Regions from separate parts of the Homo sapiens genome. Here all the other regions are linked to region 3. Evidence: chromatin contacts called from ENCODE Hi-C or POLR2A ChIA-PET data. All regions are on one chromosome and are shown on one strand. The core of a region is the stretch at or near the end of the contact, and the rest is flanking DNA. Distances in the headings are between cores, read along the strand shown. Region 1 holds the start of IKBKE (inhibitor of nuclear factor kappa B kinase subunit epsilon). Region 2 holds the start of DSTYK (dual serine/threonine and tyrosine protein kinase). Region 3 holds the start of RAB29 (RAB29, member RAS oncogene family). Region 4 holds the start of MAPKAPK2 (MAPK activated protein kinase 2). Region 5 overlaps RASSF5 (Ras association domain family member 5).

Evidence for each region. Hi-C counts contacts between places; a loop is a spot of excess contacts on that map. ChIA-PET counts read pairs that join two places held with the same protein, here RNA polymerase II (POLR2A). Pooled maps may share reads with other maps.
Region 1: a loop to region 3 is called in a pooled map, with 5 times the contacts of the local background. The contact joins the promoter of IKBKE here to the promoter of RAB29 in region 3. A Hi-C loop is called at or near these places in 3 of 37 single-sample maps with no recorded cell type and 6 of 50 pooled maps. POLR2A ChIA-PET finds 5 or more read pairs at or near these places in 2 of 52 experiments (GM10248 and activated T-cell).
Region 2: a map of CD8-positive, alpha-beta T cell shows a loop between it and region 3 (6-fold over the local background). The contact joins the promoter of DSTYK here to the promoter of RAB29 in region 3. A Hi-C loop is called at or near these places in 1 of 168 maps with a recorded cell type or tissue (CD8-positive, alpha-beta T cell), 1 of 37 single-sample maps with no recorded cell type and 8 of 50 pooled maps. POLR2A ChIA-PET finds 5 or more read pairs at or near these places in 2 of 52 experiments (H1 and OCI-LY7).
Region 4: a pooled map shows a loop between it and region 3 (4-fold over the local background). The contact joins the promoter of MAPKAPK2 here to the promoter of RAB29 in region 3. A Hi-C loop is called at or near these places in 6 of 50 pooled maps. POLR2A ChIA-PET finds 5 or more read pairs at or near these places in 2 of 52 experiments (activated CD4-positive, alpha-beta memory T cell and endothelial cell of umbilical vein).
Region 5: a loop to region 3 is called in a pooled map, with 8 times the contacts of the local background. The contact joins the enhancer-like site here to the promoter of RAB29 in region 3. A Hi-C loop is called at or near these places in 6 of 50 pooled maps. POLR2A ChIA-PET finds 5 or more read pairs at or near these places in 2 of 52 experiments (WTC11 and activated CD4-positive, alpha-beta T cell).

The regions. Positions count from the first base shown.
Region 1 is chr1:206,467,335-206,472,687 of GRCh38, reverse strand. It overlaps IKBKE (inhibitor of nuclear factor kappa B kinase subunit epsilon), which reads right to left and starts at 2,212. Exons shown (of 22, transcript NM_014002.4): 1 at 1,990-2,212; 2 at 1,443-1,532. RefSeq lists enhancers at 2,836-3,145, 2,665-3,302, 3,977-4,840, 4,841-5,353.
Region 2 is chr1:205,209,323-205,215,567 of GRCh38, reverse strand. It overlaps DSTYK (dual serine/threonine and tyrosine protein kinase), which reads left to right and starts at 3,866. Exons shown (of 13, transcript NM_015375.3): 1 at 3,866-4,297. The coding sequence starts at 4,033. RefSeq lists a cis regulatory region at 1,408, an enhancer at 1,336-1,480 and silencers at 3,937-4,066, 4,487-4,536.
Region 3 is chr1:205,772,538-205,778,412 of GRCh38, reverse strand. It overlaps RAB29 (RAB29, member RAS oncogene family), which reads left to right and starts at 2,931. Exons shown (of 6, transcript NM_003929.3): 1 at 2,931-3,140; 2 at 3,327-3,580; 3 at 5,846-5,875. The coding sequence starts at 3,457. RefSeq lists an enhancer at 4,017-4,066.
Region 4 is chr1:206,682,305-206,688,031 of GRCh38, reverse strand. MAPKAPK2 (MAPK activated protein kinase 2) reads right to left here and starts at 3,127. Exons shown (of 10, transcript NM_032960.4): 1 at 2,524-3,127. The coding sequence starts at 2,802. It overlaps LOC124904495 (a long non-coding RNA gene), which reads left to right and starts at 3,226. Exons shown (of 3, transcript XR_007066833.1): 1 at 3,226-4,291; 2 at 4,489-4,681; 3 at 4,922-5,727. It overlaps LOC124904496 (a long non-coding RNA gene), which reads right to left. Exons shown (of 3, transcript XR_007066834.1): 3 at 5,044-5,125. RefSeq lists an enhancer at 1-522 and silencers at 1,862-1,951, 2,362-2,451, 2,462-2,511, 2,972-3,151.
Region 5 is chr1:206,576,728-206,582,381 of GRCh38, reverse strand. All of the region lies in intron 2 of RASSF5 (Ras association domain family member 5), which reads right to left. It also overlaps a transcript of EIF2D not described here. Among named protein-coding and RNA genes, the nearest start is that of EIF2D, 33 kb to the left of the region's middle. Within about 2 kb of position 2,286, at least 24 of the 41 ENCODE cell types and tissues checked have a DNase peak (open chromatin) inside an H3K27ac peak, as active enhancers do.

The sequences.
Region 1 (5,353 bases), core at 963-3,462, 690 kb before region 3:
AGGCCCACCACTTCCTGCTGCTGTGAGCTGACAGCCGGGCCAGTACTGCTCCAAGAGAGATGGGGCTGCTTCAGAGTGTGTGTGTGTGTGTGTGTGTGTGAGAGTGTGTGTGTGTGTATGTGTGTAGGGCGTTGGGGAGAAGGGTGTGGGTGTGTGTGTGAGAGCAGGGTATAGGGGAGGCAAAATTCATCATTCAGCCATTGGGAGAATCTGAAACCCCCTACAACTCTGTTTCCCATCTTTGTCCTCATCTTTTCCCCAAAGCCTAGTTCTCCTAAAGCAATTAGTACCAGAAAGTGTATCCTCAGAAGTTAAACTCAATTTCTCTTTGAAAAATAAGGCCAGTGCTGGCCTTTTTGGGATACCTGGGGACAGAAGCATTAGAAGGGCCACCATCCTTTAAATACTTTCTTTTTCCTTTTTCTTTTTTTTATTTTGACGTAAGGTCTCACTCTGTCATCCAGGCTGGGGTGCAGTGGTACAATCATGACTCACTGCAACCTCCACCCCCTGGGCTCAAGCAATCCTCCCAACTCAGCCTCCTGAGGAGCTTAGGACCATAGGTGTGCACCACCACACCTGGCTGTCTTTTGTATTTTTAGTAGAGATGGGTTTTTGCCATGTTGCCCAGGCTGGTCTTGAACTCCTGAGCTCAGGCAATCCGGCCACATGGGCTTCCCCAAAAAATTGCTGGGATTACAGGTGTGAGCCACCATGCCTGGCCACTTAAATACTTTTAAATAACGCTAGACTAGAAAAGGCATCTTCGTGTTCTAACATCTTACAGGTTCTCAAACTGAGGGTTGCCATGCCTGGAATCCTATGTTCCTTCGCTCTGAACTTTTTCTCTGTGTAATCTTTTTTAAAAATGCAAATCCTTGATAATGTCATTTCATTGAGCCAGAGGCCCCTTGAAGAGATCGGTGGTCAACTCCTAGTTTCAGATCAGGTAGGAGCGGACATTACACAGAAGCAACTGAGGTACTGAGAGGCTTCCTGAAGACAACACAGTAGCTCAGCATGAATGAGTGGGTCTGGTTTTCCCCGCTGAGGCTGGAGGCAGCCAGCAGGTCTGGGGGCTGGGGCTGGGGTTGGAGCACAGCAGGCTGAAATCAAGGCCAAGGGCTCTGATACTGGGGCAAGGAACAGCTCAGGACTCTGGGATAATAGGCAGTGAGGTGCAAAGCGCAGACCCCCAGACAAGCGGTGTGCCCCTGGATTCTGTGCCCGGGAGCTCTGGTTGTGGCACATCTGGCTTAACTCTGCACGCTCTGCAGATCCTCCCCCCACCACCCCAAGCACCTGGTGCAAAGAAGGGCTCAGTGGCCCTCAGCCAGTGGTTGGATGAATGAGCAGTGGACAGTGAAGCATGTGAGACACCACCCACCCACCTCTCCCCTCCCCTCCCTCCTCAGGGCTCTGCTGTGGCCAAGTGCACTTACCCCACACTCTGAGCTGCCCTGAGTCAGGCAAAGGCTCTTCCTGGCGAGTGTATGTTATGCTTTCTGTCTGTGGCACGTCCAGGAGCTGAGCTACACCGGAAAGAGGAGGGCGGATGAGAGGCGCCCCTCAGTGCAGTTGCTTCTCAGCCTCCATCAAAGGCCGCCGGCCCTAGCCCTTTAACCCTTTCCTGTTTGTCACCTTCCCCCACAGGGCTGGGCTGGGGGTTTCCAGCTCTATTCCCAAACTGTTCAGGGAGCCTTTCCCAGCGTCTCCTACTCCTGAGACTCCGGCCAGGGAGAAAGACCCCGGGAAAGGTGAGGGCAGGCGCTGGGTGCTGATCGCTGGCTTTGGGTGTTGGTAAGCAGAGCCCAGGGAGGGCTTGTGGTTGGCCCGTGGTGGCTCACCTCCATGCCACACACAACGCTCTATGTGAGAGCACCGCTGCCAACAAGCCCACACCCCTGCACCCGGCTGAGCTGCCCTGCAGCTGCCCCTTGTCTGGCCCCTCATTCCACCCCCACCCCCCTCCGCACGCTGCACACTCACCCCATCTCCACTGCAGGGGATGCAGGCTTGTGGGACTGGGTGACACCCCCAGAGCTTTCAGGGCTCACTGTCATTCATGAGCAGTGTTCTTAGCCTCCTGGTAGCCAAGGGCCCCTAGGACCCACAGGCAGGGCCAGTTGCAATGTCTGTGCCACCCCAGGAGCTGGGACTAGTGGGTTTCTTCCCTGCCTCCTTGTGGCGGTGGGACACCAAGCTCAGCACTGAGTCCTGGCTCTCAGCTCTCTCGCACTTCCTGATTTCCGTCTCTCGCTCTCTCTTTCTCTCTTAAAGAGACAGAGGCAACTCGGTGCAGCCACCAGCTCAGCAGAAAAGAGAAAGAGGATGCTCTGAGTTCCCAAGGGTAGGCAATAGGACCAGAGTGTGAGCCACAGAGAAGCCAGGAACTGGGGCCCTTCTGGTAATCTTGATGGGCAGCTGGGTGCTGTTTTGGCATCTCCCACAGTTCACTGGAGCAGGGAAGTTCAGGGCTCTTCCCAGAGTCAACAGAGCAGGTTGGGCAAGTTAACTAAGTGGAAAGCTGCCTGGGAAGTCCATGCTCCCACACCCAGGAACCCCAAGGAAGTGTGGGAGCTATGCCGATCCAGTCCTAGAAGTTGGATCTGAGTCACCTTCCCAGGAGGCCTGCAGAGGTCCGAGAGCAAGCGCGGGGACCCAGCTGATGCCTTCCAGTGTGACCTGAGCACACAGCATGCAGCCCCTCCCAGCCAGCTCACTCACCCGCAGAGTAACAGCTACTCTGTGGGTTGATTGGATGACATGGATATATTTGGAATTGTTTGGGAGCTTGGAAAGCATTTTACAGAAAGGCATTGAAGGCATGGAGGCCCACACACTTCAGTAATTTACCCATGCTCTTCAGAGACTGCTGGGGCTGGCACCCAGGTGCCAACTTCCCAGCCAGGACTCGATGCCCCACATCAAATGTCCTAGGAGGCTGGAGGGGTCTGTCCTGCTCTGGTCAGCTCAGAGATGGCAGTTGGATATGAAATGGTTAAAACCAGGAAATTCCATGTTTCTATAGAATGTTGGAGGGACTTTCCCATGGCCACACCTGGTGGTTTCCTCCGCCAGCCCCACCCCTCCCACAGTGACACTAGAACAGGAGCAGAGCTGAGAACTGCCTAGTGCTCAGATAAAGAGAACTCCCCATAACACCTCCAGCTGGAGGAGTTGCTGCAACTTCTCACATCAGGACCAGGAGGAATGTGCCTGAGTGCCTGAGATCCTCATGTTCCACCCAGTCTTCCCAGCTTGCTTTTTTTTTTTGAGATGGAGTCTCACTCTGTCACCCAGGCTGGAGTGCAGTGGCATGATGTTAGCTCACTGCAACCTCCACCTCCTGGGTTCAAGTGATTCTTCTGCCTCAGCCTCCCAAGTATCTGGGACTACAGGCATGCACCACCATGCCCGGCTAACTTTTTGTATTTTTAGTAGAGATGGGGTTTCACTGTGTGGTTGGTGAGGTGGATTGAACAGGTTGGACTTGATCTCCCAACCTCCTGATCCACCTGCCTCAGCCTCCCAAAGTGCCGGGATTACAGGCGTGAGCCAGTGGCTAATTTTTTGTATTTTTAGTAGAGATGGGGTTTCACTGTGTGGTTGGTGAGGTGGATTGAGCAGGTTGGTCTAGATCTCCCAACCTCCTGATCCACCTGCCTCAGTCTCCCAAAGTGCCGGGATTACAGGCGTGAGCCACTGCACCCAGCCTAGTCTTCCCAGGTTTCTGCCTGCCTGGCACATGGGAGAACTGCACATCCTAGTTACTTTGTGATAGGGGGAGCATGTGAGTTCCCCACCAAAGCATTTATTTCCTGATGCAAGACCCTCCCAGAACTCTGCTTTCTGGCAGTGTGATTCTGTTAGTCTGGGTCCTTGAGTGACTGTCCTGAGCAGAGTTCCCCTGCTGGTCCACAAGGGACATTGGCTTTGGTGAGAAATCAGCCTTTGTTGCTTTAGGGCACCGAGGTTTGCTACATAACTTAGACAATCCGTAATGTTTACCCACTTTTTTCCCTGATGAACCTGCTGGGTCCTCACCAGCACTCTTACTTTCCTCTCTCCGTCAATCTCTTTCCCAGCATATTTAGCACATTCAAAGGAAACTACCATGTGTCTAGCACCTGCTATGAGGCAGGCACTGTGTGCTCAGGATGTAAAGGTGGGCATCCCATCAGGAGCCTGGAGGTCCAGGATGGCATGGCAGATGCTATGAGTGGCAGACGCGCAGCGGGGAGGAAGGTGATCAAGAAGGGCTTTCCAGAAGGGTTGCTTGGCCAGACTTTAGGAAAAGGGGAGTTGGGCAGAGGAGAGGGGGCTGGGGGAATGGAATTCCAGGCTGTGGGCACATGTGCAGAGGCACAGAAGCATGAGAAGAGCCGGACTGAGGCTGTGAAAAGGGAGAGAGGTAGAGGTGGCCTGGAGCCATGTGCCGTGACAGATCAAGTTTCCTTGCGCATCCTCTGTGAGGTCACATCCTCTGTGTGGACACAGTGAAGCAATGTCTTGCCTGTGCCCCAGCCGGGCAGCACAGCCGGTTGCATCCGAGAAGGTGCAGGGGGCTGGCGGGCTCCAGAAGGGAAGAGGAAGTCTGTAAGAGTCCCCACCACGTGTTCCCAAGTGGCTCTGAGGAGTCCTAGAAATAGAAGTGGCAATCCAAGGGTAGTGCAAGGACCAGAGGTGGAAGAGGGCGGCCCTTGACAGCAGCTGTCAGAAAGAAAATCTCATGTGACTTCTACAAAGAGGCTGAAAGTATAGTAAGAAGGGCAGGGGCTAGCTCCATTGCCATGGAGGTTTGAGTTCAGATTTTACCACCTACTGTGGATGACCCTAGCACGTCACTCGACGTTTCTCATAGGGCTGGTTTGAAAGTAAAATGAGATGAAGCTCCTGGCACCTGGTCTGCTCTGAAAAGATATTAATTTCTTTTTCCACCTCTAAGGGGCCTGAGCCAGTTTTTCACAACTGACTCGCCGGCCCAGTGCCTTAAAGGGGAGGGGAAAGGACTCGGGTGCTGGTTGGGGTGCATATGGAAGAGGCTGGGGGGCATTGCCAGGCCATACGTTTTTGCTGTGCTCAGTCACAAGGGCAAAGGGCTGAGGGACGAGGTCTCAGAGCCCAGCTCTTTGTCACCTTCAGGGGTCAGCTCTGGCTAGGAGCTTTGGGTGCAGAAGGAGGGACAAACACTGCAGCCAATCTTGCTGCTATGGCCCCAAGCAGTGGGACAAGCTGTGAGGCAGCATCCAGGCCACTGAAGGAAATCGGCGCCGGTGCCAGCGTCGTCTCTCTTCGAGGAAAAGCAAGTGTTTCTCTCATTGTCTTCACTCTTCAAACCTCCTCTGCACTG
Region 2 (6,245 bases), core at 2,617-5,116, 560 kb after region 3:
CAATATAACCTACTGTTTTTTTCTGGGTAGTAAAAGTATGAGTGGTTTTTACTTTCTCTTTTGTGATTTCCTGAATGTTAAAAAATGTTGGCTGGGCATGATAGCTCACGCCTGTAATCCCAGTATTTTGGGAAGCCAAGGCAGGTGTGTATCACTTGAGTCCAGGAGTTCGAGATCAGTCTGGACAACATGGCAAACCCCAAAACCCTGCCTCTACTTAATCAATCAATCAATCTACAGTGAACACTCAGTCACTCAACAAATATCTAACGAGTACCTACTAAGTGACAGGCACTATTCTAGGTGCTGGAGATACAGCAGTGAAACAAACAGCCAGACAAAAATCTCAGTTCTGATGTCAGTAACTTGGGTCTTTCTTCTTGGGCTGCTCATATTCCTTCATGATGACACTTTAAGTTTTATCTTTGGAGGGTAAACAGCTGGTAGCCAAAGATCTAGGAATTGAATGAAGAGGGTATCCAATATCCATACATTCACTTATCTCCCTGTTTATGCAGAGAGCTATTTAACCCTCTCTGGAGAATAAATACTTCAGTCTTGTTTTTCGGAGGGTGGGGTGGAAGTTGAAGATGAGGAAGTGACCTCAGGATTTAACTGCTCTTAAGCAACTATACTTCCACAATAGGCAGTGGGGGGACCTACTGTCACCAGTTTCTAAGACTTAGGGGATTCTTCAATATAAGGTTGGATCTCAACTTTATTACTTTGGGTTTAGGATTCAGGTTTCTTAGTTAAAACTTGCCCATTTGCTTTTCATCTTCCACTTTCTTTTTTGCTACCAACTCCTCTCATTATCCTGGCTTTGTGCTTTAAAAAATCCCATTACTGTCATTTTAATGGTGTTCTAGGAGGGAACAAAAGTAGATCTGTGTGTTCATCTTCATTAATTGTTTAACTCTCGACACTTTCAGGAAATACTTTTCTTTCTTTTTGAGACAGAGTCTGACTCTGTTGCCCAGGTTGGAGTGCAGTGTCATGATCTCGGCTCACTGCAACCTCCACCTCCTGGGTTCAAGCAATTCTGCTGCCTCAGCCTCCCTAGTAGCTAGGACTACGGGTGCATGCCACCACATCCAGCTAATTTTTGTATTTTTAGTAGAGACAGGGTTTTGCCCTGTTGGCCAGGCTCGTCTCAGACTCCTGACCTCAGATGATCCACCCGCCTCAGCCTCCCAAAGTGCTGGGATTACAGGCATGAGCCACTGCACGTGGCCAGGAAATACTTTTCTTTTGTTTGGTTTTTGTTTTTTTGAGACAGAGTCTCACTCTGTCGCCAGGCTGGAGTAGAGTGGTGCAATCTCAGCTCACTGCAACCTCCGCCTCCCAAGCCTGAGCGATTCTCCTGCCTCAGCCTCCTGAGTAGCTGGGACAACAGGCATGCGTCACTACGTCCAGCTAATTTTTGTATTTTTAGTAGAGACGGGATTTCATTATGTTGGCCAGGATGGTCTCGAACTCTTGACCTCATGATCCACCCACCTTGGCCTCCCAAAGTGCTGGGTTTACAGGTGTGAGCCACTGTGCCCAGCCAGGAAATACTTTTCTATACCAACTTAAACCCTCTCTTCTTACCGTTCAAAACTTTATTTTCTCCATTTGTCCTTTGAATTAGATATTTGAAGAAAATATGTATTTTAATTGGTAAGTTATTATGATTTACAAAGGGCTCATTGTCACTTGCATTTTTTAAGATTTTAAATAGCAAAAAATTATTGCCTTTCTCAACAGATCAAAAATAGGTATGAGATATACTTACACATATTCAAAATGATGTACATAGATTAGTTCTTGCAGTATTGTTTTTAATATCAAAAGACTGCAAAAAACCTAAAGGTCCGCCAATAGAAGACTTGTTAAATAAAACATGCCAATCCATGTGGTAGTATGTTACACAGTTAAAAAGAATGAAACAGACCTTTATGTTTTGGTACAGAAGTCTGCAAGGCCATAATCAAATATGTATTACGTATGCTATCATTTGTATTTAAAATACATGCATACACATATATAAATACATATATAGGATCTATTTATACATGATTTATATCTACAACAGTGGTTGCCTCCTGGGAGGGGAACTAGGTGACTGGGAGGTGAACAGAAAAACTAAGAAAGACTTAGTTTTTCCTTATATATCCTTTGCACCATTTGAATTTTATACCACATTCGTGTATTACTTATTTTGAAAATAAATGCAAAGTACTAAGGAATAGTTTTTAAAAGGGTGGGCTTTGTGATATTTACCTGAAATAATGCCCTCTCTGATTACTTCCACCTATCTAAATTTTGCCCCTTCTTCAAGATAGATTCCTTTTCTGGATAACTCCAGCTTGAGTGCTCTTATCTGATCTCCTGTGCTAGAAATTCGTGTGTGTGGCAAATCATTACACATTGCTTTCTTACAGCTCTTCTATTTTAAAAATAGTATCTACTTTGTATTAAAATTCCCATTTTTAATTTTCATTTCTATTTTACTGAACCTTTGGGGATTGCATGGGGAATATAATCTTGCAAAAGAAGAATGGCTGATGGAAAATACGTGACCAAGTAAAAGGCAGAAGGGGGAGTGGGTAAATGGGAAGGAGCATGAGGCTCCCTCCTTGCAGTCAGCCCTCACAGACATTTATCAAATACAGATTCATTTGAATTAGTGACCCCTTTTTATAAAATGCTAATGCCCCTGGAAAGGTAAGGCCTTCACATCTTACAACAATTAATCCAAATATCACGACATCATTTGGCTAAGAACACCTGGGTGTTCTGCGATGAGAGGTCAGGAGAAGTAAAATTTCTGAAGCAGGACTCACAAAAATTTAAAACCAAAAGGGCTTAAAGATCTGCCATTCTAAACCCTTACTTTATAGAAGATGAAACGGGGTCTTGCCCGAGATCACAATGCAAGGTATAGGAAGAGTCCAGATCCAAACTCAAATCTCCTCTTAATTTCAGTCAAGGAACTACATCATGTAGCCTATCAGAGAAGAAGTCTGGCCTAGGTAAAAGACGGTGTCTTTCTATAGCAAGAAAGATACAGATGGGCTCTGTGCCTGGTGAAGAGGGGAGAGATAATTCAGGAAGCACAAAAGAGGTGACGTCAAGTTTTGCCCCCTTTGTAATTGTGTCCAGGAGTCTGTGACTGTGTGTGTCAATGAAAGTCCTCCATATTAGCAGAAACCAAGTTAAGATAATCAGAAATAGTTTGGAAGGCTACAAACCTCAACTTCCCCTTACCCAGTCCGGTCTCCCTACTTCAGGAACCCACTGAAGTTCAGCTTACAGCTCTTGTTGATCCTTTCACACCCTTCCTTTCCAAGTCTGGAGAAGGAAAGTTGGAAAAGGGGAACGCAATGCAAATATAAGAGATTTCCCTATTTCCAGGGTACTTTCAGCCGATTTCCAGGGTACTTTTAGCCGATTCCCCAGTATCTACTGTATCCGAAACACTAGAGAGCCACTTAGGGTAGCCATGGAGATGACTGTCTTCAGTCTTGTTTCCTTCCTTTTCTCTACTATTAACATCTTTCGCTACGATTTCGGTAAGGCCCCCCCACTTCTGCTGGCACTCAGGTCCTGCAGCTCCTCCCTCTCCTCAGGGACGCTCATAGAGGGATTAGGAACACTTTTTAAAATGAAGAGAGCGCGAAAACACAAGAACGAGTGAGGGTTTTCTCCAAAAGGGATCAGTCCCATCCACAGCCTCCCCTTCTCCAGCCTTGAGGTTTTGGCGTTTGGTCCCAGCCCGGACTGCAAGTCCCAGGAGACCCCGCGGCGAGGGTGTCCTCCAGCGATCCTTCCCTCACGCTTCTGGATAGTGGAGAGAAAGGTTCCGATAGCGGCGCACTGCGGTTTGGTTTGTTTGCAACGGCAGTGACGGAGGTTGGGAGCCAGGCTGACTGCAGGCGGGGGCGTCAGGAGGCGGATTCCTCCTCCCTTCGGCACTGGGGGGCGGGGAGGAGGGAGGCCGGGCCTGCGGCCGGGGACCGAGCCGCAAAGACAGAGCGGGCAGAGGCGATGGAGGGCGACGGGGTGCCATGGGGCAGCGAGCCCGTCTCGGGTCCCGGCCCCGGCGGCGGCGGAATGATCCGCGAGCTGTGCCGGGGCTTCGGCCGCTACCGCCGCTACCTGGGACGGCTGCGACAGAACCTGCGCGAGACCCAGAAGTTCTTCCGCGACATCAAGTGCTCCCACAACCACACTTGTCTCTCCTCCCTCACGGGCGGCGGCGGGGCCGAGCGCGGCCCTGCAGGCGATGTCGCCGAAACCGGGCTGCAGGCGGGTAAGGAGGGCAGCCCGGAGGGAGAGAGGGCAGGAGAGGCAAATCGGAGGACGGACCGCACCCCTGCCCTGCAAAACAAGCCCGAGTCTTCTCGGGCAGGCGGAAAGGGGCAGTCGTGTCGTGTGGCCGGGTCCCCGGGCATGGGCCGGCCGGATCTGGGATACCTTGGGAGGGCATCCTTCTGAGGAGGGGAGGAAGGGGCCCGCTGGGGGACCGGGAGCCAGGGGCAACCGAGGGCCGGAGTTCCCGGAGCGGGACCCCGGGGACCGGGGTGTGCGCTGACGGACCTGGGGCGGGCCGGCGTTCGGAGAGGGTAGCAGTTAATCCGAGGAGTGGGGAAAGTTGCTCTGAGTTGGGGGCGGGCGCGTGCGCCGTTGTGGGTCAGAGCCCCAGTTTAGAGATGGAGCAGAGGCGGCAGCGAGTCCCGGGAGTCCGAGGAGGCCATGGGACTGTAGTCGGGTGTGTGGGTTTGATGATGTATGTGAAATGTGTTCACACCAATCATGAGGCAGCTCTGTGAAGAGGGGACATTCTCTAAATAGGGTTGGGGGTCGCCAGAGGAAATCATATCTGATGGGTGCCACGGAATTGCCAGAGATGTTGCTCATGCTTAAGGTGAAGAAGAGAGGGAAGGGATCATTTTGGTCCTGAGCCAATGGAGAACTAGCTACTCTTGTTCTTTCTTGCATGATTCTTTCTAGGATGTGCCAGAGGCCCCCAAACACTTAAAATCGTGCAGTCTTTAATCTTTCCTAACGTCTTGCTTCCTTTTAAACTGCTGTTGGTGGGGAACTGGAGGATTTGTTAACTACTGCGTCTAATTAGGAAATAACTTTAGATTGGAAGGGAGAAGGGACTGACATTCCACGTAGATAGATATCTTGGGGACAAAACAGCAAAGAAGTCTGTGGGTTTAATTTAGTGATTCTCAAACTAAAGTGTGTATTAAACTCACCCCAGGGGCGTATTAAAAATGCCATGTCTCGTGCTCTAGCTCATAAATTCCTATTGAATAGGTGTGTGAAGTGGGTCCTAAGAATCTAATTTAACATGAAAAGACCCTGAAGAGGCCGGGCGCGGTGGCTCACGTCTGTAATCCCAGCACTTTGGGAGGCAGAGGCGGGGCGGATCACTTGAGGTCAGGAATTCGGGACCAGCCTGGCCAACATGGTGAAACCCCGTCTCTACCAAAAATATAAGAAACTAGCCAGGTGTGGTGGTTGAGGCCTGTAATCTCAGCCACTGGGGAGGCTGAGGCAGGAGAATCGCTTGAAACCAGGCGGCGGAGGTTGCAGTGAGCAGAGATTGTGCCACTGCACTCCACCCTGTGCGACGGAGCAAGACTCTGTCTCAATAATAATAATAATAATAATAATAGTAATAATAAAAGACACTGGGGAAGGTGATGCAGGTGGTCCGTTAAAATACTTTCAGAACCATGAATTTAGATGCTCATAGCAAATTTGAACACAAGGCTTAGAACTGGATGAATTGTTCTGACTTTGCGTGTTAGGTCTTATATTCCCAAAGTTTTGCGCTTAATATCCTACATCCGACTGGGAATCCAGAAATGGTGATAAAAATAAGATACTAAGATCATGACAGTATCAGAAAAACTAGTAGTTTCAGAAAAACTAGTCATCCCCCTCCTTTTATGTTACAAGGTAAAATAAGGCTTTTTAAATTCCTATCCAAACCAACTAAATGGAACGGTATCATTTAGGACCCTGTCATGATCTTAGTATCTTATTTTTATCACCATTTCTGGGGATGACTAGTTTTTCTGAAACTAGTCTTTGACATCTTACGTCCAGAAATATACTGTCCTGGAATGGACTTGTAGAGAGAACCAGTATCTGTGAGGCTACCAGAAAACAGCTGATGGGAAGGGCTAATGTTTTCTGAGACGATCCCCAGAATGTGTACTTTCACCCGCACCCATAACAGT
Region 3 (5,875 bases), core at 1,682-4,181:
CTTGAGCCCAGGAAGCAGAGGATGCACTGAGCCAAGATCATGCCAATGCACTCCAGCCTGGACAACAGAGTGAGACTCCATCTCAATAAACAAACAAACAAATAAATAGGTATAAAGGGACATGTGTAAAGGAAATAATAATGCTCAGAATCTGAAGTCTACATGGAGGCAAGAAATGATGAGACCAGTGACAGAAATAGGGAAGCTGAGAAAAGGAGCTATTTTTATGGCAATGTAGTAAGAGGAAGGATGTGGCAGGACATCCAAGTGGGGGCACCTTTTGGGCAGCTGAATATCACTGATCAGAGATAAAGAACAAATAAAGTGTTAATGGTAGCTATGATAGCGGTTATCACCAGTGCCGTGAGTATTCCTTCATTAAGGGCTGACACAGAGAACAATTATACTTATTGGGTATATTTATCAATCTTGGCTGGCAATAATGCCTGGATGCAATCACTTTATGACGCAGTTACACATGCTTTCTGATCTCAGTATTTACCATAATAAATCTGCTCCTATAATTGAGGCATACCGCCCTCAAAAACTTATTTGTAAACAGGATTGGACCCAGTTAGAAAAAATGAACGTACTTGTTTAGGAAGATTGCATTGCAGAACAGGCAGAGATGCTGCACAATGATTCCTATGGAATCATTATTAATTGGTCCCCTAAGGGGATGTTTAGCTTGAATTGCACCTCTCAGTCTGCGTGCCACGGCCACACTATGTTCAGCTGGTCTGAACAAAATGGTCAGATGGTAGATATAATAAGAAGTACAGCAAGAGTTCCTATTATCTGGAACCATGGCAGTATAGTGACACCTCAACCTCAAATGATATGGCCCGCTCTAGGAGCTTAACATAAGGATTTAAAATTAAAAGAAGAAATATTTAAAGCATCCGAGGCACACTTGACCTTAATGCCAGGAACTGGAGTGCTTAAAGGAGCCGAAAATGGATAAAAACACTTGGAAGCTCTGTGATTTCAATGATGATTGTGCTTTTAATCTGTGTTGTTTGTCTTTGTATAGTCTGCAGATGTGTATCCTGACTCCTGCGAGAAGTAGCTCACCGTGACAAAGCTGCCTTTGCATTTATCAATTTGCAAATCAGAGAAGAGGGACATGTTGAGAGCAGGCCCCCCAAAATCTGGCCATAAACTGGCCCCAAAACTGGCCATAAACAAAATCTCTGCAGCACTGTAACATGTTCATAATGGCCCTAACGTCCACGCTGGAAGGTTGTAAGTTTACAGGAACGAGGGCAAGGAACACCTGGCCCGCCCAGGGTGGAAAACCGCTTAAAGGCATTCTTAAGCCACAAACAATAGCATGAGTGATCTGTGCCTTAAGGACATGCTCCTGCTGCAGTTAACTAGCCCAACCTATTCCTTTAATTCGGCCCATCCCTTCGTTTCCCATAAGGGATACTTTTAGTTAATTTAATATCTATAGAAACAATGCTAATGACTGGTTTGCTGTTAATAAATACGTGGGTAAATCTCTGTTCGGGGCTCTCAGCTCTAAAAGCTCTAAAGGAAATCAGACCCCTGATTTCCCACTTCACACCTCTATATTTCTGTGTGTGTGTCTTTAATTCCTCTAGCGCCACTGGGTTAGGGTCTCCCCAACAGAGCTGGTCTTGACAGAATATCACTGATCAGAGATAAAGAACAAATAAAGTGAAGATAGATCTTTGACACCAAGGACAATTCACTAAAGAGTTTATCGAATGATTGACTCAGAGACCAAGAATCAGGCCTTAGGAAATACTTAGCGGGAAATGGGATGGAGAGAAACCTGAAAGAAAAAGATAATCATCAGAGAAGTACGGGGATGACAAAGAAAGAACAGCGTCATAGAAGGCATAAGGGAAACAAATGTCAAGGAGTGGTCAACTATGTCAAAACGAATAAGAACAGAGAAAACTGGATCCTTAAAGATGAGTAGCTTGAACTAACCTCCTGTACCTGGGTAACGAACATTCTGGGCAAAATATATTGTGAACCATGCTGATGTTCTTTCGCCACAAAACATAAGTGATAGCCTCTCTATCAAGAGACCTAGATTTCCTAGTGTCTGGTCCTGGGCTGTTTTCCCATGGCCCCGCTGGTTCTCTTCCTCTATTCCTAGAAAAGTATAGAAAATGGAGCTCTCTTTGCTTGCCATTGAGCTCATGTCCTGCCAACTTCTACCCAAGTGACAGGTAGGTCAGTAAAGTTACAGGCTGAGAAATTAAAATTATTTGCCAAACACTAGTTTTATGATTATCTATTAACAACAGCCACAACAAATCAAGAAGGAGTCCCAGTGTATTTCAATTAGCTTCTAGCTCAAGTGATACATGAGTAGTATGGCTAGAATAGGCATTGTAGAAGTATGAATGGAGAACTGTCTCTTGTTTTCTGTCCATCTTTATTGTTATTGCTGGATATTAAATGCTGTAATTTTTGGCATAGGTTTTTTTCCAAAGACTGGTCTCTTGGGTCAAGTTTTCCTGAACTTGCCTGGTATTGGGCAAGTTCACACAGAAAATATGAGTCATTTCACAAAGTCCTGGGCTTGTCTATCTACTTGAAGGAATAGGAAATGGACTTCACTTGGAGCATGATGGATGAGGCTTGGGCTTTTACTAATGAAATAAGTTTCAATCTTAACTCAGTTAAACCTTTAAAGACAGGAGAAAACTATCTGGGGATGGATTCAGGCCAGTGAGATCACGTTGCACAAATCTCCCCTTAAGGGATCTTTACTGACCTAGAATTGTTTCAAAATAAGATTCCAAACTGTCGAGGGAGTTTGAAGCCTTGAAACTTGGTGTAGGTTTGCTTAAAACAAAATAACGAATATACTACATTTCCCAGGAGGCTTCGCGGTGAGCCTCCGCACTCGGCTGGTTCTCTTTACCGCGAGGAAAGCTGGGAAATGTAGTGCCACAGGCAACCCTGCACGTGACGCTTGCGGAGGAAGGGGAGAGAGAGGCGCGCGGGAGGGCGTCTAGGGAATCGAGGTGCCGGCTGCTCCTTCCTCACAATTTGGTTTGTGCTGCAAGGGGAGGGTCCCCATCATCTGGCCCCAGTGGTGTAAGGAGCTGACTGGGATTCAGTCACTGACTTGGAGCCGCTCGGGGGAAGTCCCGGTGGGTGAGGTTCCGCGGCGCCTGGTCCAGTTTCTCGGCAGTCAGGCCAGGAGGGGGTGGGGAAGGTGCGAACAGCCGGGGGCTCGGAGCTCGCGCCCTGCGCCCCACCCAGGTTGCGGCCGCCCGGGGAGGAAGCGCGTATAGGTTGAGTGCAAAGTTTCCTTTTTTGCTTTCTCGTCAGAGCAGCCCAGACAGGCGGTGGGTGGGAATGCCTCACTTCAGTTTGAAGAGGGTCCGGATCCAAAGGGGTTAAAACGAGCGACCCCCGATCCCCGACCACACTTCCCGCCTCCCTAAAACGCACACCCCGCTAGCCATGGGCAGCCGCGACCACCTGTTCAAAGTGCTGGTGGTGGGGGACGCCGCAGTGGGCAAGACGTCGCTGGTGCAGCGATATTCCCAGGACAGCTTCAGCAAACACTACAAGTCCACGGTGGGAGGTGAGACGTCTCGGGGGTGGGGAGGGGGAGGGGGAGGAGGAGGCCCCGACCGCGGACTCGAGCTGGGGACCCAAGTGGGGTGGGGATTTGCTGTCGGTTGTTGGGTCCTTCTTCGGGTCAGGAAGTACTGTCTGGGAACCTAGATGGTGTAATTGCCGGGTGTTTGGTTTACACGCCTCTCTTGAGTTTCCCGTTAGATTTTCCCAAACTGAGCCCACTGCCAGGAGAAAGGTAAGAGCAAAGGCGTGAAGATGAGAAATAGGGAAGGGAGGATGAGGATGAGCAATTGCTGTTTATTGCAGGCGTACTGTGAACTTAAGTCTCCAGCCTTTCAGCTGTCCGGCAAATCTCTCCAATCAGCAGAAGCAGCTGAGATCCTCTGTGGGGCCTCCTGGTTAGGTGCCGGCTGGGGCTGTAGTCCTGCCCCTCTGTTGAGGGAGGAACCGCAAGGTGTTTAACCTGGCTTCAGTGGGAGAACGCAGGAAGCGGAACTGGTCTGAAGGACTGTAGCTTTGTTGTGGGGCTGTGGGTGGGATGGAAGACACAAAATCCCCGAACGAGCCCCTTGGCTACGCAGTCAGATGCCCATGAGGGCTGATGAGCTGTGTTTTTGTCCGTTGATTGCTTAAATAAAGGTAACCAAGGAATTCTTCCAAGAATGTGAAATATACCACTTCTCTGACCTATCTTCCCACCACTTTTTTCCTCAAACTGGAGAAGGTAGGGAGGAAGGGGACACCGAGTTCATTCATTTCTTTCCCGGGTGTGGCCTTTGGACTCAACTATTTTTTCAGAGGCAGAAATGCCTTATTGTTAATTAGAAGGTATTTAGCTAGGAAGAGCTGGTGATGGGGGAGAGTAACTTAAAATTTTATTTCTCTCTGTTAAAAGAACTTGTTTCAAGGGGGGAAAACTCGTACCAATGGAAAAATTGAAAATGTGTGCTCCTGTTCATATGGAAGTTTAAAAAGAAATTAACAAACATTTACATTGCAATTAAAACATTCTCCTTAAGAACCCCCAGTAGGGCCCAGTACCGTGGTTCATACTTGCAATCCCAGCACTTTAGGAGGCTGAGGCGGGAGGATTGCTTGAGCCCAGGAGTTCGAGACCAGCCATGGGAAACATGGCAAGACCCCCACCTCTACAAAAATTAAAGAAGAAAGTAGCCGTGGTCCCAGCTACTCGGGAAACTGAGACGAGAGGATTGCTTGAACTGGGGAGGTCGAGGCTTCAGTGAGCCCCGTTCGCACCACTCACTGCACTGTAGCCTGGGCAACAGAGTGAGACCCTGTCTCAAAAACAAAGGAACAAAAAATTTAAGTCTGGCAAAATTAAAGGTTCAAAGTTTCAGACACTCTATCCTGACCGCTCTGCCCTCCCACTCCTAAATAATATAAGGGTCCCTATTTCACGGATTTGGGTTAAAAGTGGCCTGCTATTAATAGTTAATTTTTAACAATTGCTGTAGTTTTCCTTTAGCAAAGAATATAATTGGCTAATTTTTTTTTCAGTGTTTAGTCTAAATTTCCCTTAGCTTTGATTCCTGTCACAGATGTGAAAGATAATATTTCCAAACCTCAGAAATTACTCTGTTTCTCTCCTTAGCCAAAAGGCTTTCCCCATGGAATACTTACTCAGCCTTAAGGAGTCTCAGCACCTGCAGACTTGGTGGTAGATTCCAGCAGGACTCTTCAGCAACATCCACACAGTGTCTTCTTCTTGGGACTCCTCTGGGACCTTTTCCATTTATTCCATTCTTGCCCAAGATAATACCTGCAACCTTATGGTGGATGTAGAGTTCCCCAGGGTGTGTTCTTTTCATAATACAATTTGATTAGAAACCAACAGTGAAATTGAATGTGGAAGATACGAAAGCAACCACACTTGTCTCATTTCCCCCTTCTCCCCCATCACCCCTTCCCTGAGAAAACCCCCTAAATCTCCCAGAAACTATTTAACCTGAGAATGAGAATTGTTTTCATAGTTACTCCCACCCCCAGTCTTGGAGACAAACAGTAGCAAATAAATGAGCTTGACAGTAGAGTAAAAGCTGGAAACCCCTTTGGAGAGTGAGTATGAATCATCCATCTCACACTAAATACACGCATGTGGACTCATCTCAGTGAATTGAGGGCTTAAAGTTAAACATATGGGATTGGAGTTGTGTGTCCATAGGGTTTCACTGCCTATTTGATTTGAGTTTATCCCTATTAATTTTTTACAGTGAAATTTTATTAAAGTATAATGTACATATATTTTCAGTGGATTTTGCTCTGAAGGTTCTCCAGTGGT
Region 4 (5,727 bases), core at 1,878-4,377, 910 kb before region 3:
TGCTGATTTCACTTAACAGGGCTAAGAGGTCACCGACTATAGGCAGAGAGGAGAGCATCTAAGCAGCTGCCAGCTCCCATCAACTCTCAGGGCTGCAACATAGCAGACTTCTGAACCCCAGCAGAGGCTGGGCTCCTGCCCTCCAGCTCTGCCCTAGCCCCCAGCATTGGCCTCGGCACACTGTAGAATAGAGGTCTCCTCCCCTTTTCTCAGGCACCTTCCCAAGGGGGTAATCCCTCTTGCCCCACTCCATCTTCCTCTCCTGCTTTATAATCACTAGACTTCTGGTTTTGAAAACCATTTCACTACTCAGCACCTGAGGTTAATCAAAATTCAAGATCTAGAAATCTCTTTGGTGTGTGTCTCTGGAACAGCGTTCTTTGAACCAGATTCCCCCCACAGCTGTAATTATGTCTCAGCCAATATTTGGATATGGAAGTGCTGTTAACACTGCTGTCAGTCTCCAAATGCCTTGTCTCTCCTTTCTTCCTCCATTATTAAGTTTTAACACAAAGACGTGTGTGGGAAATCCACAATTTAACAGTTGAGTCAACTTAAAAGATCTGGGAGCAGGCTGCCTGTCAAAACAGACTGACTTCACTCTTCGCCCACTTCTAACCTGAGAGGGATAAACTATGAGTGTTATTTAACACGCTGCTGGATTTTTCCTTCCAAAACTATTCAAAGTAGAAAAATATGTAAACCTCTCTCTCGTTAGTTACAAGAGAAATCTGAATTGCCACTCAAAAGCATTTTATAGGATGATTTTGTGCGTGTGTCTATTAAACAGAATACAGAGCAGAAGTTGGGAGCTTTTGTTCTGAAGTCTTTACATAATATTCCAAATATCCAAGAGAATGAACAGCCAGTGTCCCCAAACTACTAATGGGTGAAGGCAGATGGTGTCTCAGAGGGGACAGCAAACACTCCTGTAAAGACCGTCTGTCACTTCCTCAATGATACAGGTTAACTGTGGTCAAACTGTATTCACCCAACTCCAGTCCCCAAGGTCAGAGCCATGCTCAATCCAAACAACTCCTCCTCCTCCTTTCCCTTCAGTTATGAGTAGGGAAAGAGAAGTCTAAGACACAAATGTTGAAGTGTTGAAGATACTTATCCCCTCTCCAACAGTCAACACTAAACAACAACCGAGATCCCAGAGCAATAACTTACAGTAGAAAGCAAAGCACTGTAACAGGGTTGAGTATGAGAGCAGCAGGAAAACAATTCTAGAGGCCTTAAAATCTAGAAATGGAACATGCTTGCCCCGTACAACCCCGAAGTACTGGTGTTTCTTTTAAAACATCTGATCGTATATTCCAATAGTTCCACCCATACCACATTTCTGAGTTTTGTACTTGACAACTGAAATACAGCTCGCTGTGGGGGCTGAAGGGGAAGAGAAAAATATAACACAGGAAGTATTTTTCTCCTCCTCCAATCATTGAGACACCCCAGGGGAAACAGACCTGAGGCGTCACCTTTAGAGATTGGTTTGACCTGAAACCCCTGTGAGAGGAAAACCTTGTTGGTGACCCTGCAAGACCGGCTCACACTTCACTGCGGACCCACCCATCTCATGAGACCTCCCAGTCCATTGTGTTTAACTTCTGAAGTCGATATTCTCACTTGAATCCTTATTCTCCCCACCACCACACCCCTTAAAGAAAGAAAAGGGATGGGCTCCCCCGGCTCAAGGATAATGTTTCCTCAGACTGCCCATCACGGCGCGAGTCCAGGACAGCAAGTGGCCCTCTCTAGGAGGCGGAATCAGCACGGGCCCGGCCGCGGGTTACAGACTCTGTTCACAATGATCAGCCGGGCCGCGGACACCGCCGGCCTCTCCCCGGAGCCGCCCCGCGCGGGCGTGGGAGGGGGCCAGCTGAGGGGGCCAGCTCCGGGATCCAAATAATCCCGCCCCCGCAGCCGGGGGACACCCAGGACCCTCCCGCCGCACACCTCCTGCCCGGCGCGCCCCAAGGCGGCCCGGCTGCCCTCGCGAGGCTCGGGGAAGTGAAATCACACATTCCGGCTCCCAAATAAGGAGCGAGGCTAAATAAACCTCTGCGATCCGACTTCTCCAAACCAACCGACCAACCGGCTCAATGAGTAATGGGCCTTTTGTGCCCGCAGAGAGAGAAAAAGGAGGGAGGAGAGGACGGGGAACCACCAACCCCAAAATCACTTCCTTGAGATGGAGTGAAATTAGCAGAAGTCCCGAAGCCAACCGTTCTGACTCGGCTGGATCCCGCTCAAACCCCAAAATGGCAGGGTCCCCTGAGTCCCCAGGAGCGGGTCCCAGGGCTCCCGCCCGGGAGCGGCCGGAAGCGGTCAGGGAGGCGAGGGCGCTGGGACCCGCCGCCCGCGCCGCACTCGGCACCGCCGGCCCGGCCGCCCCGCCCCGCCCCGCCGCGGCCACCCCTCCGCCCCGCGCCGCGACCCAGGCCGGGACGGGCACCCGACGCCGTGGAGCTCCAGGGCCCGGGACCGGCCCCGCCTCCCCTCCCCGGGCCCCAGACCTACTTTGAGGGCGAATTTCTCCTGGGTCCTCTTGTTGAAGATCTGCAAAACTTTGCCGTTGATGCCCAGCCCCAGGACCTGGCTGGTGACCTTGTAGTCATCGATGATGGCGTTCTTCTTGATCTGCAGGCCGGACTTGACGTGGAACTGCGGGAACTGCTGCGGGGGCGGCGGCGGCGGCTGCGCCGGGGGGTGCGGCAGGGCAGGGGTGGGGGGCTGCGGCGGCGGGGCCGGGGCGGGGAACGGCACCGGCGGGCTCTGGCCCTGGGAGTTGGACAGCATGGTGCCCGGGGACGCCGGGGCACAGGCGGGGGTGCCCGCGGCCGCCCCCTCCTCCGGCTCCGGGCCCCCTCCCCGCCGCCCCCCGACGGGCTGCGAAGTTCGCTCCGGGCTGGAGCCGGCTTCCCCGACCCGGCCCGGCTCCAGGCTCGGCGGGTCGCGGGGCTCCGTGGGTCCCACCGCGCGCCGCTGGCTCCCACCGGCCCGGCGCCCTCCCTCCCTCCCCCCGGGGGCCTGGCGCTCTGGGGACCGCGGGGCGGCGGGGGCCCGGCCGGGGGGAAGCGGCCGCGCGACAATGTACCCAGCCCCGGGCCGGCGGCCGCGTCACAGCCTCGTCTGCGTCCGGGGCCGGTCCTTAAAGGGGAGGGGCGGGGGGCGGGGCCTGGGGAGGCGTGGCGTGGGGGGAGGGGCGGGCCTTAAAGGGGAGGACGCGCGGTGCCGGGAGCTGGGAGGATCGCGGAGTAGGCTGGGGGCTGCTGCCTCGCGGACAGTGAGAGGGGACAGGGAGAGGGGACGAAGAAATGCTAGTTCTTAACCAAGGCTATGCAAAGGGAGAGGGGAGGCGTGTCAAAGGAGCTGCATAATTCAGATGGAAAATCCACTCCTCTCCAATTGTCTGGGCTTCTTAGCGGCAGCGAATTGGGAGAGGGGTGTATTTCCAAGGACAGGGATGGCTTGTAGGTATCCAGCTAGATGAGACCTCGTGGGGGTGGGGGGGAGCTGGAATCACAGGGGTCATTCATCCCAGGAAAAGGTGTGAGCCAAAGGCGGGCGTATTAAATATTTCCCTAACTTCAACATTTTCCTCTGAGGTTTTTTGCATCTCTTTTCTCATTAATTTATTGTTTTTCAGTAAAGACGTATTATTGTGTAACCAGGAGCACTTTAGTAATTATACCTTTGAACATGTTTTCCTGTAAATAAACTAAAAAGGATACAGGGTGGGAAGAGGATGGGTTGAGATTGGGGCCACCTGAATTCCCGCCATCCTTTGCCACGGATTGGCTGTGTGAGGCTGAGCAAGCCTTGCACCTCTCTCTCCGTGGGAAGAACAGCGAGACCTTTTCAAAGGTTGTGGGCAGAGTCAAAGGAGATAATGAAACTGAAGGGGAGGCCCTGGGGAATGGCTTCTGATTTCCGATGTGGAAAAATTAATCCGTAAGAAGTGGGTTAGCCCCGTGTATCTCAGGAAAAGCCCAGGGATCTAGCTGGACCCTGCATAGAAGCTGCCAGGAGGCCTCCACACACATTCTGATGGGGTTCGAGATGACCAAGTACATTCCTGCCGACCTCCTCCCACCTCTGACTGGCAGAACATTTGAGAAATGGCAAGCAACCCAGACAGGTGAACACAAAACCTCAGCTTAAGTCTTGGTAAGGCCAGTTAGAGAATGAGGCTTGACCTATGGCCACACATGCCCCCTAATAGGTCCCCCAAAACTCCAGAGAGAAGACAACACCCCCAGAAGTGGCCACTGGGGATAGAACTTAGGTAGGTAAGGGACAAGTGCAAATGTCTCTTCCCTCATTCACCTTTCCCAGAAGATGCTTGTGGAGGCAGGAATGAGGGGGAGGAGTGAGGGGTGGGAGTTACCCTCCCAACACTGTCCTTTCCTGGGGCAGGTAGGGCTCTGTGGACCAAGGAGAGACATGTTTCCCCCGACACAAACATATGCTCTTCTCAAGCAGCATCTGCTTAGCTCCATGTACAAGGTGCCGTGCTCAGCCCTGCAGCGGTGGATGGTGTTATCTGATGGGGAAGAAGACAGATAACAGTGGCACAGAGAGGATGGCAGACACCTTCCTAGGAGCCCGAAGCACAGGGATTCTCTTCTGTCTACAGCAGCCAGCAGCTTCCTCCCGAGTCTACAGGATAGATACGGTTAGACAGCTCCCCAGATGCCCCTGACTCTTCAAAGACAAAGACACTATCTAAGGCCACGGGGATAGGAAAACATCTTCACTCCACTACTTCTATAGCACTGCTATCACCTCCCCGAAGCACACACAGGAGATGCCCAAGGACAAGAGGAACGCAGGGGTGGGAAGGTGGAAGGCTCCAACTGCTCAGGCTCTGGTGGGGCTGCTCTGGAGTCTGAGTTGGTCTTTTTTTTCTTTGCAGAGTCACTGGAAGCTCCCTATGGCTTGGTGTTGAGGTATCACCTGCTTTTCTCCACAAAGCTAGAAAGAGAATAACTTCCTTCTGCCTTTTCAGAGGCAGCAAGGCACAGTGGTAAGATGACAGGATCTAGAGACAAATGAGCTGAAGCCAAGACTGTCCTCCAACTGGGTTACCTTGAGCAAGACATGTAACATCTCTCAGCATCTGAAAAAGAAAAGAAAAAAACAACAAAATCTACTTTCGGGGCTGAGAGAGAATAAAATGAAATAGTAATTATGAGAACACATCCTAAAGCATAAACTATACATTATCATGAAATATTAAATATCACCATTATTTAGACATTGCTGGCTTGCTCCTCTGCTCTGTGCTCATGGCCTACGGATCTATTCCTGATATCAAAGCTGCTTTCCTACCTAGCTGGAGCTCCAGGGAGATGGTGAGGCCCAATGATCTAGGAATAACAGGACAACTGAATTCCCACCTGAGAGTCCTCCCGGAGCTGCAAGAGCCAAATAGGCCTAGGGGGCACACAGGGACTCTGAGGGTACATACATAGTGGATAGAGATTATATGAACTGCACACACAGCACCAGAAAACACACACATATATGAACACAACACATGAGCACAATGTGCCATGTAACAGAATAAACGCCTAGTGGATGAATAATTGAGGAGTAAGATGTGCTAAATGCAGAAGCACTGGCCAAGAGATCCTGAGTCTTAAGTTCCATTCTGATACTGACTCGCTATGTAACCTCATGAGAGCCCCTTGCTCTCTCAGTTCCTTCCTTCTCATCTGC
Region 5 (5,654 bases), core at 1,037-3,536, 800 kb before region 3:
CAGGTCTGTCCCATTGTGTTCCTCCTGTGAGACCATGTGTTCATTCTTCTCATATGTTCCCAGATGCCCTCCTCCTCCCACCCCCTGGGAAGGATAAGTGAACAATGAAATTGAGGAGATTGAGGTCAATGGCCCTCACCTTGTAGAGACAATACAGGGGTGAATTCTGGGGTCGAAGCCACTGTCCCTCAGTCAGTTCTCTGGCTCTCTCTCAAGTTCACTGTTACCCACCTCCCGGTTTTATCTTCACACTGTCCCTGAGTGGCTGGGAGTGTGGGAACTGGTTGGTCAGAACCCACCCAGAATTTGCCTGACGTTCAAGTGTAGCAGACTTGGGGTGGATCAGGATTCTCCTTTGGTAAATGAGGAAACTGAGGCCCAGTGAGGGATGACTCTGACACCATCTGACACTGTCCTGTGGGTGTCTGGGTTTGGCTGGGGAATTTCACAGCTGCCGCGACGTCACATCACCACCCCGCGGAACACAACAGGGCCCCCCCTCCGTGACAGAGCTTTGCCCTACCTTCCTCCCTTCAGCAAGCCATGTGGGAGACACGCCACCCTGAACAACCTGCCATCACTTCCTTCCACTTTCCAATCCCACAGAACCGATGCAATGTCAGGCTCTGGCTGCCAAGAGGAGCTGGCGTGGCTCCAGCCTCCCACCTCCAACCCCTCAGCACAGCTGACATCCTCCTTTCTTTCTTTCCTTCCTTCCTTCCTTTTCTTTCTCTCTCTCTCTCTCCCCCCTCTCTCTCTGTCTCTCTCTCTTTCTTTCTTTCTTTTCTTTCGTCTCCCTCTGTCACCCAGGCTGGAATGCAGTGGCACGATCTTGGCTGACTGCAATCTCTGCCTCCCAGGTTCAAGCAATTCTCCTGCCTCAGCCTCCCAAGTAGCTGGGATTACAGGTGCGCACCACCACACCCAGCTAATTTTTGTATTTTTTAGTAGAGACGGGATTTCACCATATTGGCCAGGCTGATGTCGAACTCCTGACCTCAAATGATCCATCCGCCTTGGCCTCCCAAAGTGCTGGCATTACAGGTGTGAGCCACCGCACCCAGCTTCTGACATCCTCTTTCCATCATGGCATCGTTCCCTGGCCTGTCTGCTCCCGCTGTACTCTCCCCAAGGGGTCCTGACCTATTAATAACAGCCTGTGCTGGGTACTTTCACATACCTTCTCTTACATACTATGTATGTCATTCTTATTTCACAGATAACAAAACTGAGGCTGAGTTTAAGAAACATGCCTGTGGTCCCCTGCTAGTAAGAAGCTAAGTAGGAACTGGAATCAAATCCATCTAAGGCCCATGCTCTTCTCAATTCACCATGTAGCCACCATGGGACGGCATCTTTTGCTGAAGGGGCCGGCCTGCCACACCCATAATGATCACTGAAACTCTGTGCTGCGGGGCTGGGATGAGCAGCTGTTAAACCAAAGCCTGTAAGTTACCTGATCTGTGAAATGTTCATCTAAGATGAGTCTAAGCAGCGGGTCAGGCCCCAGAGGCACCATGTCACCTGTGAAGGTGGGAAGGAAGGACTTCTAACTCAAGTGAGATGCAGCCACCAGGATGCAGGGCCCAGCCTTCTCCTGTGTGCCTTCCCAGGTCTCTGGAACTGAACCTTGATTCTGTTGCAGACCACCCAAGGGCAAGCAGCTCTGGCCATCTCCCACTTGCCGGAGGTGAGTAGCAAGTAGTGTGAGCCTCACAGACTCTCTTCATTCACTGTCAGTCCATTAACCCGGGGACTCTCACAGTGAAGCCTCTCATTTTCCTCATCCCTTCCCTTGGGTAGCTCCCAGAGCTCCCCATCCTCAGTCCTTGCCAGCTGAGCACATGTCTATGGGACCAGATGTGCCTGACCCTGGCCCTACCCCTATACCTTCCCGCTGGGAGCTTCTAATTAGAAAGACCCCGTTGTCTGGTTACTATTATACACTCACTCTGTCTCTGACGCATGTAGGCTATTGCTCCTCAGGAGGTAATAGCTTTCTCATACTTGTCTATAAAAAATAAGTAATGGAAAGAAAATTCTAGAAGCTTCGGAAAGATCTCCTCTCATAGTTTCCAATCAAGCTAGAGCCATTTCCCCGTAAGAAAAGGCAGCTGTGCTGTGGCTTTCAAAGGCTTGATTTTGAATACAGTGAGAAGCAAAGCTGCCTTAGCCTAGGGTTTCTTCTTCCTGTTCCCCTTTCTTCAGCAGATAGACCCATCTATCTCTCCCCTTCCCACCACAAACGCGGGGAAGTGACGCAAGTGGCCACAGGCACCTCTGCCTTCCAGGGCTGACTCAAAAGACAGCAGCCCTGACCTCACCATTCTGAGGCCTGGCCCTCTGGCTGGTGATGGGAAGCCCTGTCTGGGAGTGCCAGGAGCCCCGTGTGTAGCCAACACTACGAATGTCACAGCCATGGAATGCCAGCACCCAGGTCTGGGATGGCTGCTGCCCACAAAAATATCTGGCAGACAAGATGTGACCCATGGACCAAATGAATCACCTCCTGAATTAGGCCAGCCAGCCACAGCCACGAGGGCTCACGGATCCTTTTTCCACCCAAGAGATGGCGTATAATCCAGACCAGTGGTTCTTAAACTTGTCTGCACAGTGCAATCATCTGGGGGATCTTTAGAAACTTAGCTGCCTGGGCTTCATCCCTGGAGATTCTGATTTAATTGGTCTGGGGTGCAGTCTGGGCATGGGAATTTTAAAAATCTCCTAGTTGATTTTAATTCGCAGCAACATTCGAAAAGAACTGAAATAGACAGACCCCTCACAACAATTCCAGACCTCAAGGGTCTTCATCCAGCTGCTGAATTAACACTTGGTGCCAAGAAACACACAAACACCCCAAAGGTTTACCTAACAGGCACTATCTGCCATGAGAGCGAGATCGATACTATAGCAATCTTCAGAGGATAAGACAAAGACTCTGATTCCTATTCACCTGCCAGATTCTTAAGGATCTGTCCACGGGTACAAAGCGAGAAACCAAGCAGACAGTTTTGCCTCTTGGGGTGGCCCAAGATAGAGACAGAATAGGGAACTCTGTTATGATTTAACAAATATAGACATTGGCATGTGAGGTGTCTCTCCTGGGGGCTCACACATCTCAGTGCATCTGGCATGGAATTCATCTATTCCGATTAAGCCCCTGGCATTGGTGGCAGATGGCTGAGCTGTTCCCAATGCACTTGGCATGTCCAGGGCACTGGTGAAAAACAGGTTTGTGCTCACATGTCCTATGCGGTGGAAAAGGGCAATGTCTTCTTTTAGCTCTGGAGGTGATTGGGGAACAGCCATGTAAAGAGGCTGGGTGCTAGGGGTTCACAGCGACACCCCGACCCTGAGTGATTCTCTAATGCTTCCATTTAAATATTCTTAACAAAATAAGGAGGACCATACCCCTTTCGTCTGGGGCCTAACTCAGGGCAGATTTGCCCTAAGCTGTTTTTCTTTATTTTATCACTAAAGCAACAGCAACAAAACCCTACTTCTGCACTCTAATCAATGACATATGTAATCTTAATTTTGGTGACTGGAGAGTGACCTAATGCCCTAAGGAGAGGCTCTGAGTGAGTCACGTGGCTTCTGGTATTCCCAGGTGGGCCCAGGGCACCCAGGAATGCTGTGGCAATGAGAGGGGGTCCCCAGGATGAGGGTGGGCTGAGGAGGACGTGTGTCCCACCGGCAGTACTGCAGCTATTATATACATCCGTGCCTACTTTTTCTTGACCAAAATCACAAACCTAATTTTTGCTAAAAAATTCACTCTCACTCTTTTTAAATTTGTCAGTCTTTCCTCCTTCTGGCCCACGATTTGAATCATCTCACACCTGTTTGCCCATCAGAAGTCACTTTATTTGTCAAGCTCTTCCTGATCACTCCAGCCCTGAATGATGACGATGATTCACTACAGCTAATATGTACCGTGCACTATTCTACTCACTTAGCATGTATTAGCTCATTTCATCATCACAGCAAATGTGTCACAAAAAATACTATTATGATGCTCATTTTACAGTCAAGGAAAGTGAGCCACAGGAAGGTTAAAGCTAACCTACATCTAAAGGCAACACTATACTATCTGGCACTTAAGTAAGCATCTACTTACACACACACACACACACACACACACACACTTTTTTTTTTTGAGATGTCTCCCTCTGTCACCCAGTCGAGAGTGCACTGGTGCAATCACAACTCACTGCAGCCTCGACCTCCTAGGCTCAAGCAATCCTCCTGCCTCAGCCTCCCATGTAGCTGGGACTACAAGCATGTGCCACACTCCTGGCTAATTTTTTTTATTTTTTTGTAGAAATGAGGTGCCTTGCTATGTTGCCCAGGCTGGTCTCAAACTCCTGGCCTCAAGCAATACTCTCACTTCAGCCTCACGAAGTGCCAGGATTACAGGTGTGACCCACCGCGCCTGGCTGCTTACATTAACCTCCAAGTAGACTCATCCATCTCAGGTCTTCTTCCCAACTAGACTAAAGCTCTTTAATGACTTACATCATACTTCAATTTGTTCTCTGTGCCTGGTGCCTCTGAGCATGAGGCAAATAGGAAATACTTGCTCAAGAACCTTCAATGATCCCCTATTGCCTACAGTGGACAAAAAAGGTCTTAATTTCTTCTAGGAATTACAGTGCAGTGAGCCTTGGATTTCCATTTAGACTGAGTTCTGTGAGAGAAGCACCCACGCCTGTCTTGTCCTCTATGGTGTCCCAGATCCCAGTGCCAGCTTGACACATAGTAGGGGTTAAGTACCTGCAGGATGAACACAAGTGTGTGTTGGGCTTCTGACTCCCATGACTAACTACATGATCTTGAGAAAGTCAGATAATCTCTAAGCCTCAGTTTCTTCATCTATACATTTGGGATAAAAATCCCTTATTGTCTCACAGGATTGATGTGAAGGTAAAAATCAAATGAGATAATGGGTACAAAAGTGTTCTGAAAATCACCAAACCCATTCAAAGGCATGTATGGTGACTATCATCCCAGGAAAGCAAAGTTCTACCCCTCTGAGCCAATTTCAGTTTTCATTTTCCTTGAGTCCTTCTTCTGATTGGCCACATGCCCATAGAGTTTGTTAATTCCTTTCTCTGCACCAGTGGTTGGCAAACTTTTTCTGTAAAGGGTCAGACAGTAAATGTTAGGTTTTGCAGGCCACGCAGTCTGTTGCCACTATTCAACTCTACTATTGTGGCACAAAAGCAGCTACTGGATGAGTGTGACTGGGTTCCAGTAAAACTATTTATGGGCCTGGCATGGTGGCTCACACCTACAATCCCAGCACTTTGAGAGGCCAAGGCAGGATGATCGCTTGAGCCCAGGAGTTCGAGACCAGTCTGGGCAACATAGTGAGACCCTGTCTCTACAAAAAAAAAAAAATACAAAAATTAGCTGGGCACAGTGAAGTGCACCTGTAGTGCCAGCTACTCAGGAGGCTGAGGTGGGAGAATGACCTGAGCCCCCAGGAGTTCAAGGCTGCAGTGAGCCGTGATTGTGCCACTGCACTCCAGCCTAGGTGACAGAGCAAGACCCTGTCTCAAAAACAAAACAAACTTTATTTATGGAACCTGGCCATGTGCAGTAGTTTGCTCTATGCTGTTGTTTGTGCAGAGTCTCCTGCCTAGAACACT